Linked DNA regions of Homo sapiens: region 2 is linked to region 1. The links are chromatin loops, found by intact Hi-C in ENCODE. Cell type or tissue: PC-3. All regions are shown on one strand. Each heading gives the region's core, and the rest is flanking DNA. Links, peaks and the distances in the headings are about the cores only.

The links. Peaks named below come from ENCODE experiments on the same cell type or tissue, not always from the same donor. Only the 100,000 strongest peaks of a DNase experiment are listed, where the experiment ranks them.
Region 2: it touches region 1 in a loop (6-fold over the local background); 3 of 110 quality-filtered maps call a loop at or near these places.

The regions. Positions count from the first base shown.
Region 1 is chr1:98,328,234-98,333,626 of GRCh38, forward strand. No RefSeq gene overlaps it. Among named protein-coding and RNA genes, the nearest start is that of LINC01776, 120 kb to the left of the region's middle. In PC-3, for the core only: no CTCF peak of the experiment used is centred there; DNase peaks (open chromatin) are centred at 808 and 3,128; H3K4me3 peaks cover 546 bases; H3K27ac peaks cover 5,000 bases.
Region 2 is chr1:98,403,854-98,409,246 of GRCh38, forward strand. No RefSeq gene overlaps it. Among named protein-coding and RNA genes, the nearest start is that of LINC01776, 200 kb to the left of the region's middle. In PC-3, for the core only: CTCF peaks have their summits at 2,965 and 3,164; no DNase peak of the experiment used is centred there; H3K4me3 peaks cover 561 bases.

The DNA.
Region 1 (5,393 bases), core at 57-5,056:
GGTAAGTATGATCATGGTAAGTCAGACTCCTGGTGACCTCAGTGGAAATATGGCTTTGTCAGCAGGGCTACCACATTACAAAATTCTAGACAACACCATTCACAAAGAATATAATGTGAATGGTGCCCATGAAGGCATGCAAAGCGGGAGCTGTGCAATGCAGTGGCCTTTCATCAGGACAGATTTCCTTTTCGTAACCATGGAGTAAAAATATATATATTCCAGGAGCTGCACCTTGAAAATATACTTGTGACTTAGAACTGCAGTATTTACTTAAATAGCAGGTGTGCAAATCAGTGTCATCTGAGTATCTTTTTCAATATTCACATGTCAGTGCCCTTTCCCATCTTACTTTTTGCATCACATGGATAAGTAATTAGCATTTTAAAGGACGTAGGCAGTTATTTTAAAAATCTATTCATTCAATAAATACTAAGAACTTTCCATGTGGAGCCACACTGGTCCTCTCTCAGTTAAGTTACCAAACAGAAGTAAAGCACTTAGAACAGTGTTAGCTGTGAATTTTATTATCATTATTAGTTTTTAAACATACCAAGCTCCTTCTTGTCTCAAGACCTCCTTTTACTGTTCCCTTCCATTTTAGAAAGTTTCTGCCCCTTTCCACTTTCTTACCCCATGGCTAAATTCTTCTTGCTCTTTGGGGCTAAGCTTAAAAATCACTTCCTAATTATTCTATCTAAAGTCATTTATCTCCTCCTCCTCTCTATTTATACCTTTCTCAGCCCCACACTGGTTTCCTACACAGCATTTGTCATCATCTGTCAGTATCCTATTGCTTTATTTACTTGTGAATTATCTGGCTTATCTGATGGTGGGTAGTCTCCAAGGAGGGACCCAGTATTGTACATCAAAGGACCTCAAACAACCTTTATTAAAAGGATGTATGAATAACTAAGTAACCATAGCACCTAAATTTTCCCAAGAAAAACTTAGTTTTCAGTGCACTTGAAAGTCTACTCATTCTTTTTCTGTGTTTCTGAGTCAAATTGTGAAACTGACTTTGGTGGGATATAGTTATTAACATGTTTACTGATTTCTTTTCAAATTTGGGAGAGGCTTGAATTCAACAGAAACATGACAGTATGTAAGGGCCAGTTTCCTAATACTGCATGGCAGTGGCCGCCTCGTAGGACGGTGCTATGCAAGTTCTTCACAGTATCACAGTAAACACCCTGAAGCCTAAAGTCAAAATATGAAACATTCAACTATTGTATGTGAATATAGTCTTGATTCACTAACACAAGGGCAGTTTTTGTAAACTATACAACTGTGCACTTGTTTTAATTTTAATTTTTTTAAGGAAGAGATGCTTTCTAGGGTGTTCCATATTCCAAATTTATCGAACTGGACACTATCAAATGCAGCAAATAAAGACAATTATGTCCTGTGTAGTATATAAGATATATACAACATTGCTTTGTTGCTGCAGAGTTGCTTGCCACCAATATTGGCCTGAAATTTTACTGCTGATTGGTGCTTAGACCAACTGGACCACCAAGAAATTAGGCTAGTTTTATCCAAGCAATGGACTGATAATATCTAGGGTATGCTTCAGTTTTTTTTTTTTTTCAGTTAGTTACCAGAACTCTGTACCTACGCCATATCAATAGTTGATATAGCTTTCCTTAAGTAGCAAATTTCAGTTGAAAAGATGAATTAACCATGGTTAGAAATGACAAGCTCTGATTATACAGTTTAATAAAGGCTCTTTAGTTGCAGTGGAAATTTCCTCAAGTTAGCTCAAATGAACAATTTGTTGTTAAGGTATGATATCCTCAGAGAAATAAGTTATAACCACGTCTCTTGGGAGCTAGAGCCCCCAGGGACTGAGACGTCTACCTGCTCCATTTCACCTCACCTCTTTAGTGGCCGATGCGATTGATCTTCTTTGGGTCCCTCTGCTTCATTGTTTCTACCTTTCTCTAGAGAATGACGTTGGTGCGTCATGGCTGACAATGGCTGCTCCAAACCTCACTTGACGTGACCTTTCATTTTGTACTCCTCTCCTCTACTATTTTCTAAATATGCAATTTACTGAAAGAAATGAATTAGTTGTTGGCAAGGGAATGGATTGATTTTCCTAGGTCAGATGTTCACCTCTGACTTAATCTGCCATGGTGTGATGGCTGGGTACCATGATGGACGCATGGCTGTCTAATCCAGCCCTTTAGTGGGAATTGAAAGAGGAACTGAAATTCTAAGTTTTGTATGTCATCATATACCACATAATCGATCTTTGACATTTATCAACACACAACAAAAGTTCATGAAAACAAAAAGAAGAGCAGAAAAATTGAAGGAGATTTTACAAAAACATGTAACAGAGATTTGGGGAAAATATATCTTGCTTCATATGTGTTTTTCACTGAAATCATCACTGTGCCCCCATATTTAAGGCTACTTTCATGATGTAGCATGAGATTCTTTAAATTTATGAAGAGCAATAATTTTATTCTAAATAATCCTTCTCATTTTAATTTTTCCTCCCATGCATACATGGGGATGCATTTCAGGGGTAATATGAGGAATATAATTTGGATTCCACTTTCTTTTTTCTAGCTTTCACAAGGTCTAGGTCCCCTTAGGCATGATTTCCCTGACTTAAGTTTCACTGAATAATGATCTTTGGTCCACAGTAAATATCTTTTTTTCTGTCTTTTTTTCTTTTCCACCTTTTCCTTTTATCTTCCAAAATCCACTATTATTTTCTCTAAACAACAATTCTCAGTTTCTTTTGTAGTTACACAACTGTTGTGAATATTAATGGTATTCTTCAAGGGGTATTATTTATAGCAGGAAATATGGGCCTTTGATCAGTGTTTTTCTTAAATAAAACCCTCATGCATTGTGGGTAGATTGTATTTCTCTTATCTTATGTTGGGCATTTCGTTGCTCATTTCAATCTTTCCTTCTATAACAGACTTGGAGGCTGTTGGAGACTTTTAAGTTGTTCTTTTTAAAAAGCCTTTTTCTCCTTTATTATGTGATCTCTCTAATGCTGGCTCTGGGAATGGTGATGTCTGCCCTGGTTGGAAATCCTTTTGCTACACTCCCTAAAGGCAGCAAGTGATTCAGGGGTGACTGTGTAATTTGTTTTGTACCGTGGAATTCCTGCCATGCCTATATGTATTTAGACCACAGGCAAACCAATAAAGTTGTCATAGAAACAAAGCATTTCATGAATAAATCAATCCATAACAAACTTGTAAACTTCAAACAACCCACTGTGCTTTAACAACACATCCGTTACATACACAAAATAATCATGTTTGTAATGAGCAATGCACAATATTATTCTTTCCGATACATTTGGTCCTGTTTGCCATCTTATAAATATTCCTTAATGTATTTTTATGCAGCCTGTAGATTCCCACTGAGCTGGAATGAAATAAGTAACTCCAGCTGGTATGATAATACTGGAAAAGCAGACTTTAAAAAATGTACCTTATGGTGAACCCCAGTTCACACAATATGTTTGGAATACCTATTCAGATCAGAGGGGATTGAAATTGTGGCTAATAAAGTTTCCTCATGTTGATCAACTCTAATATTCCTTTTTCATTTTTCAGTTTGCTTGTTTGGCTTTTAATATCCTGCTCTGCATATAGTGGGCATCTTCAGGGAATGTGGTTGACTGGCAGCAGGGTGTGGTTAGCTATTTGAAAAGTGGCACTGGGTATTTTTAAAAGGATGAACGATCTGTGCCAGAAACTATCGTGACCTGATTGGAGAAAGAAAATGCTTTGAGGAAAAAAAGAATATTATTGTGTAAAACTTAAATTCCTTTGCAGATGGTAAAAAGACAAGGAAAAGGCAGAGCTAGAGAAGGAGGTCAGTGTAGTACAAGTCCTCTGGGGCTTGCTTTGGCTTCCAGAACATGAGAACTTTTCTTATTTTCATTTGGTGTGAAATTCTCTCTGTGAGTACATTTAGGTGTTGTCCTGCCTAGCAGACACGCTGGATTAGATCACCTTATTGCGGTATCTTCCTCTATTCTCACGAGTTCTGTTAACACCTTTGGCTACACCTTCATTGTGACATCTCAGCCTAATTAGACATCTCACAAATGCCTGTCATCAGATGATCAAAGGGCCCTCTATCCATATATTAAGGTATAGATATGAATTTTGTTTTCCGATAACTGCCTTAGTAATATCCAACCTTACTATGTTGAATCTCATAACATCCGGGAAGATTCCAGAGCTTTTCAGCCACTGTCAATTATTAAAATGTAGTCCAGTCTAGTTTACAACCTTAATTCCATATTTAATTCAAACTCTCTTCTTCATTGTTTTTAAGTGGGGAGAGTGGCTTTGGCCAGCCCTCTCACTTCCAGGGGTTTATGTAGATCCCTGGGACACCTCTTTTCCTAAGCACTACCAGGTCTGGGCAGGGAGGGTGGACACAGGAGGATGAGATTTTTTTGTTTAAGCTACTGGGCAGACTCTTGCTCATTCTGTTCTCTGTGCTTCTGGTGGCCTTCACCAAGTGATGGTCTTGCCCAGGTGGTGTGCATGGTTTCCTTGGATCAATGGCAGGCTTCCCTAAAGCCCATCAACTACTGATAACACCCTCGTAAATGGGATGCCACCTCTCTTTTACCCTTGTTAGGGGTTGTGCTGGGTGGAATAGTGTTCACTCAAAATTCATATTCACTGGAAGCTGTGAATGTGATCTCATTTGAAAATAGAGTCTTTGCAGGATAAATTCAGACATAAAGATATAGGGGAGGAGAAAGTCAGGTGAAGTTAGAGGCAGAGAATGGAGTGACCCATCTACCAGCCCAGGAACACCTAGGATTTATGACAACTACGAAAAATTAGGAAAAGGTAAGGCAGGATTCTTCTCTAGAGCCAAAGGGAATATGGCCCTGCCAACACATTGTTGTTGGGCTTCTAGCCTCTAAAACTGTGAGAAAATAAACTTGTTTTAAGCCACCTGGTTTGAGGTCCTTTATTATGGCAGCCCTGGGAAGCTAATAAACAGGTCCACATCTCAAATTTCATTTTTAGGTGGAAAAAAAGAACCATTCAACATCCTTACAAACCTCTAAACAAGTGTGCTCCAAACTGAAGTCGTTTTCTTTCCCTAAATCTGCTCCTCCATGTGTACCTCTAGATCAAGCCTGGCACCCCTCTCCTCTGCGACTCTAGCCTCCCTCTTGAGAGTTGTCTTCTACTCTTCCCTTTCCCTCACATCCTCTCCCTCCCCACATCTTTAAGGCCTCATTTCTTTCAGGGGGAAGTCCAGATTCTCGATGTTTATTATGCCTCCATCCTTTGCCCTCGAGGTGTCTCACTAGCCTCACCTGCAACCACAGGTACAGGCTGTGCTTTGCTTCCTATGCCAAACTGTCCCTCACCCACCGCAGC
Region 2 (5,393 bases), core at 70-5,069, 76 kb after region 1:
TATCCACAGTTTAGCTTTGTCTGATGATTCTTTTGATATATTCTAATTAACAGTTTTTCCAGGAATGATATATGTATGTTGAATCACATATTCAAGCACAACAGAAATCCATTCTGCCATTTAACTTCATGGACTGTTAATATTTAGATAGATTCAAAATGCAAATAAATTCATTTTCTTCTTCATTTTCCACTACATGTAGGTCTTTCAAAATTCACATTGAGGATGAAAAAATCACATAGCTGGCAGGCATGTCGCTTCAAACAGAGATCTCTTTTACTGGCAGCCACAGCATAATAGAGTCTTAGAATCTGTTTGCAGTCCATTCACAGATATTTCCCACATCTCCTCCCCACATCCATAATGTTAAGTAGTCAACATCATGATGTCCTTTTATTCTGTTAGCAATCATTCTGTTGCACGGTTATGTAATAATGAGTGTGTTACTTATTTCTTCTGGACTTTAGTTTCCTCTTTCACAAAATGAGGAGTAAAATCAGATTGTCTCTAAAATTCCTTTCAACTCACAGGTTCTGTAATATATTTTGAAGTCTCTCTGAAATTAAGCCTTGAACAAAAGATGATTCTTGAGCAAATACATGGTGAATATTAAATTAGTTTACTTCTTTACCAAGCCCCCTGTGCAAGATAAAATGTCTGCAGCACCCTCTCATGCTGGTGACACAAAGCTGCTGTTTTCAGTGGTCACTGTTGAATGCATTCACTGCCTTGATCTCTTTGATATAGTTCTGTTTACACACGTGTTCAGAACTAGCTGGAATCACATCTCATATTTGTGATTCTTTCAGAAATAAAAAATGTTCATGCCCTGAAACAGCTCCTTTTTATACCTGACAGAACAGTTTGGTCTCTGTAAATTCAGGAAGTTATCGAGTGCGCCCGCCAGGAGGTAGGGGATTTTGCAAATCTTTTAAGTCAGATAATATTTTCTCACAAATATAAATAAAATCCTTAGTTTACAGTATGTCATCTAGTGTGGCAAAGGAAGAATAGATCCAAATGAAACAGTGGCCTTTAGAAAATCAAAACACCATACCTTCCTTTAAGAAGCACTGGATTCATCTACTTTGCCATAGCTTTCTTTAATCAGATGAATGTAACAAGTTGATTAGGCTTTACAAGCGTCAAGAAAAGTCAGAACCACTTAAACTGAAAAATAGGACTCAGGATGTAAATTATTCACAGTTCATTAGACTAAGACAAGCATTTCTCAAACATTTCTGTATGCTTGAGAAAAGCGACATATTGAACCCTATTTTACTGTGAGGCTCAAAATGGCAATTAACAGTCTTAAGCTGCATATAAAACCCAATATGAACTGCATTTACAAGAAAATTGTGTGAGAATCAAATTATGTTATCTTTGGTTTGAAGAACTAAGAAATAATTGCCAATAAGTATTCATGTATAGGACCAATTTTTTTGAAACAAGTTATTTTAATTACTACTAGTGTCAGGAGTATGTGAGGGTGATTTTATTAGATTTAATGTGTTTAGAGGAGCTGCCTGACTGTGGCTGCTATTCTTGACATGACATTAGAATTTATTTTATACTTGCATTTTTCATCGCAGACCACTGTTATAATAAAACTATAATTTATTTTAAGTTAATCTTTTATTTTGCAATACTTTTTAAAAACTTCTGCTGAAAAAATAGAGCTGAATGATGAATTGCACAGCAATATTTTTAAAAGCTACAGAACATCTACTGAACTAGTAAGAAGCAAATAATGGACTTAACAGTTGTGAACTCCTCCCTATATTTGTATTAGATAATGTCTGTTTGTGTTAGATCACTTGATGATTATTCTACTTGTTGTTTTTTCTACAGTCTCTACTTTGACACAACTTTCAGTAATTTGAAATGTCCTAATCCTTCAAGTACCTTTCTCTCCCTTAAAGGCCCTACCCTCTACATGGCAAACAAACAAACAAAAATGTTTGTAAGAGAAATGAAACAAAAACTAAAGTGTACGTTAGGCCACTGAAAGCAAACAAAATAAACTGGAAACTGTCTTTTACCGTATGATGTGATAAGTTCTCTGAAAGCTCACCCAGAAAGACAGCATCATTCTTTGTGGCAAGCAGATTGAAAATTCAGTATGTCTGAGGTTGACATATATGGACTTCCTTTCACCCCATCTAAAAGTAAACTGCTTTTTCACTCAGGGCTATTTTCTCGTTTCAGTCCTTGTAAATTTTCTTCACTCTGAATGCCTAAAGGATTGGCAAACATATATCTAGATTAACATATTTACTTGCAGCTGTGAATAAAGCAAAACTCAAAAAATATAGTTCAATGTTTATATTATGTTTATATTAACATCATGTGATATAAATGAACACTTTCCTAGATTTCTATTGACTATTAATTTGCAGTCATTCTACAATGAAAGAGCTTTCAGATGGTCTGGAGAAAAAGTCAGAACCTGAAATAGAAGTGAACTGCAGTTATAAAAATAAATCTCTAGAAAGAAGAGAAGAGAAAAGAGAGGAATGTTCTAATCTTACCTTCATCATAATCTTATTAGCATTTCTCAGTGAGTAGTTCAAGTATCAGTCTATAGTCTTATGATTCTGTCTCATAAATATGTCAAGTACAAAGTATAGTTATTTTAATAGTCTGTGTTGGTGGACCATCATGGATTTAATTAAGAGACAACTAGTGTATGAAATATGACACAAAAGCACAAGACTTAATGGAGAAATGTTTTACTGCAGATTTAAATCAGGGCCACAGACTTAATGATGATCCAGGCTCAGAAATCCTACTTAAATTTAATTAATGCAGACTAGTGCAGACCTGTTCTTATAGGAGAAAAAAACACAGACATAAAAAACATTAGTAATTTAAGATTCTCAAAGTACACTGCCTTATTTATAAGGTTATGTGAACATGGGTTATTAATAGCTTATTGTTTTGCATTTTGTTATGTGAGATATTTAGAATTTAAGCTGTATAAAAGTCTTTTAAAACATTATTTCTAGCCTCCTCATTTTCTGTGATAAAGCGCCACCTCCTTTACTTCTTAGCAAAAACAGCCAAAAACACAGAATGCAGTGTAAGCCATTTTAATCAGATAATGACTGAGAGAAATGTGATTTGATTTTATGTTCTTTCAAAAGGAGCATAGGTGTTATTTCTCTAACTTCACTTTACTTATGGGCATAAACAGAAGATGCACAAATAGATAAACTTCATATTTCACTTAGTAGTCCTTGTTTTGTTGTTGTTGTTGTTTTCATTAGAACCACTGAGTTGGAAAATCTGGCATCTGTATTATCTATAACCTTACTATTATCACAGAAAGAAACAATCACCAGGAATGTTATAAATTTATTGAAAAGATATAATTTTTATTACCTTTAAGGAACTTGAACAATTTATGAGGCGTAGCTTCATAACATTTACTTGTTAATAGACTTACACTAAGCCATACCCAAGATCACTTGTCTCAGTTCTTAAGAGTAAGGTTTCATATTTTCTGTTTTGTTTTTGCTTTTTAATTCTTCTCAAACTTGTTTTGTTCTTAAGGATATCTTACGAATAATTTTAAGGGATTCAAAGAAGATTAATATAAGTTTTTTTCTGACACCTTCAGATTCTGTGCTATCCAGTTTCGGAATTTGTGCATTTTGAAATTGTTCCAAGATTTCTTTCTTTTTTTTTTTCTTTTTTTTTTTTTTTGAGATGGAGTCTCGCTCTGTTGCCCAGCCTGGACTGCAAATTGTGCCATCTTGGCTCACTCCAACCTCCGCTTCCCGGGTCCAAGTGATTCTGCTGCCTCAGCCTCCTGAGTAGCTGGGATTACAGGCACAAACCACTACGCCAGAGTAATTTTTGTATTTTTAGTAGAGACGGGGTTTCACCAAGTTTATCAGACTAGTCTCAAACTCCTGACCTTGTGATCTGCCCACCTTGGCCTCCCAACCAAGATTTCTTTAACATGTCTTTTGTCAGTAACCCTTTCTGCAGTGTCTGCATGATTCTCAGTGAACCAAATTATTTCTCTCTTAATTCAGAACATTAGCGATTAAGAGCAATTTGTTATTTCTTGCCCTTGTTTATCATTAGTGGTATGTATTTTACCTTTTGCTAATCTCATCATTTCCCTTGATATATTTGGGAAAATGCTCTCATTCACTTCATTTCTCTACAATAAATCCATTCTGCCTTACATATTTGATTGTTCTATGTGTACATCGCAGTTGAGGTAACCTATGCTTAGTTAAGTTTCTTCGTTTCTTTATTTCCAGTATAGATGCTTCTTTTCTGGATCACCATTTTTGTGTGTGGAAAAAGAATGGGTTCTTTCTTGCTTTTTTATTTTTTAAATCTATTCTTGATGGCATGTACTTATTTAAAATATGCTTTACAACTTGGATATGTGGATATCCTTTTTTATTTTTAAAAATTGAAGGTGGTCTCTGTGGCTTCATAAGTATTATCTATATTCACAGTTTTAGCATTCATTTGTTTGATTTTGAGCTCTTCTACGATCCAAATGCCGCTAGATATATCAAAGATTCACTGATGGTTAGAACAGCTTTTTGAGATTTTGATTAGGATAACTTTTAAGAGGTTGGTTGTTTTAGAAGGCAGTTAAACAAAATAATAATAGTTTTATTAACCTTTTATTACTTAAAAATAGTCATTGCAATGGTTCTTTAATAAAGGGAGAGCAGGTGTTTAACAGAACTCACCTTTCTGACATAAAACTACCAGAAACCAATTATTTTGCATCATCAAAGATCTAATCAAAGTTACAAAGAAATACCATTAAGTATGGATTAATATTTTTAAGTCATCTAAGCACTTATCATACAAGTATCAATTCAGATTTTACAAAGACGAACCTGCAATTCTGATTTTTTAAAAATATATCAGAGGAATTTTAAAATATATTTTTAAGTGCATTGATCAAAAGTACAATAGTCTCCTATAGTATAACTGTGATTTAGAAAACAGCCAAGCCCTGAGTTTCTAGCATGTTTGTGTGAGATCTGTTTTTCATCTGTCATTTATATAAATTATGCAAAAGTTCACTGTGTCTTTATTTTATTTCTTCATTTTTCTTTGTTGCCAGCGTCATTAAGACAAATTCAAAGGTCATTTAAAATGACCAAAATCAACCTACAGCAATATTTAAATTTTTATTCCATGAAAAGGTCTGAATAAATTTATATTCATACAATATATTTTATGGTGTACAAATAATATTCAATGGGATCAATTTAAGTATGAATACCAAGGATTGTAAGAATCCTTCCTCTTATTTGGAGAAGAATTCTATTTCCCACAACACAGTAAACTAAAACCTGCATACTACAAACCTGAAACACGCTAAATAAAATTTGACATCCTATTAAATA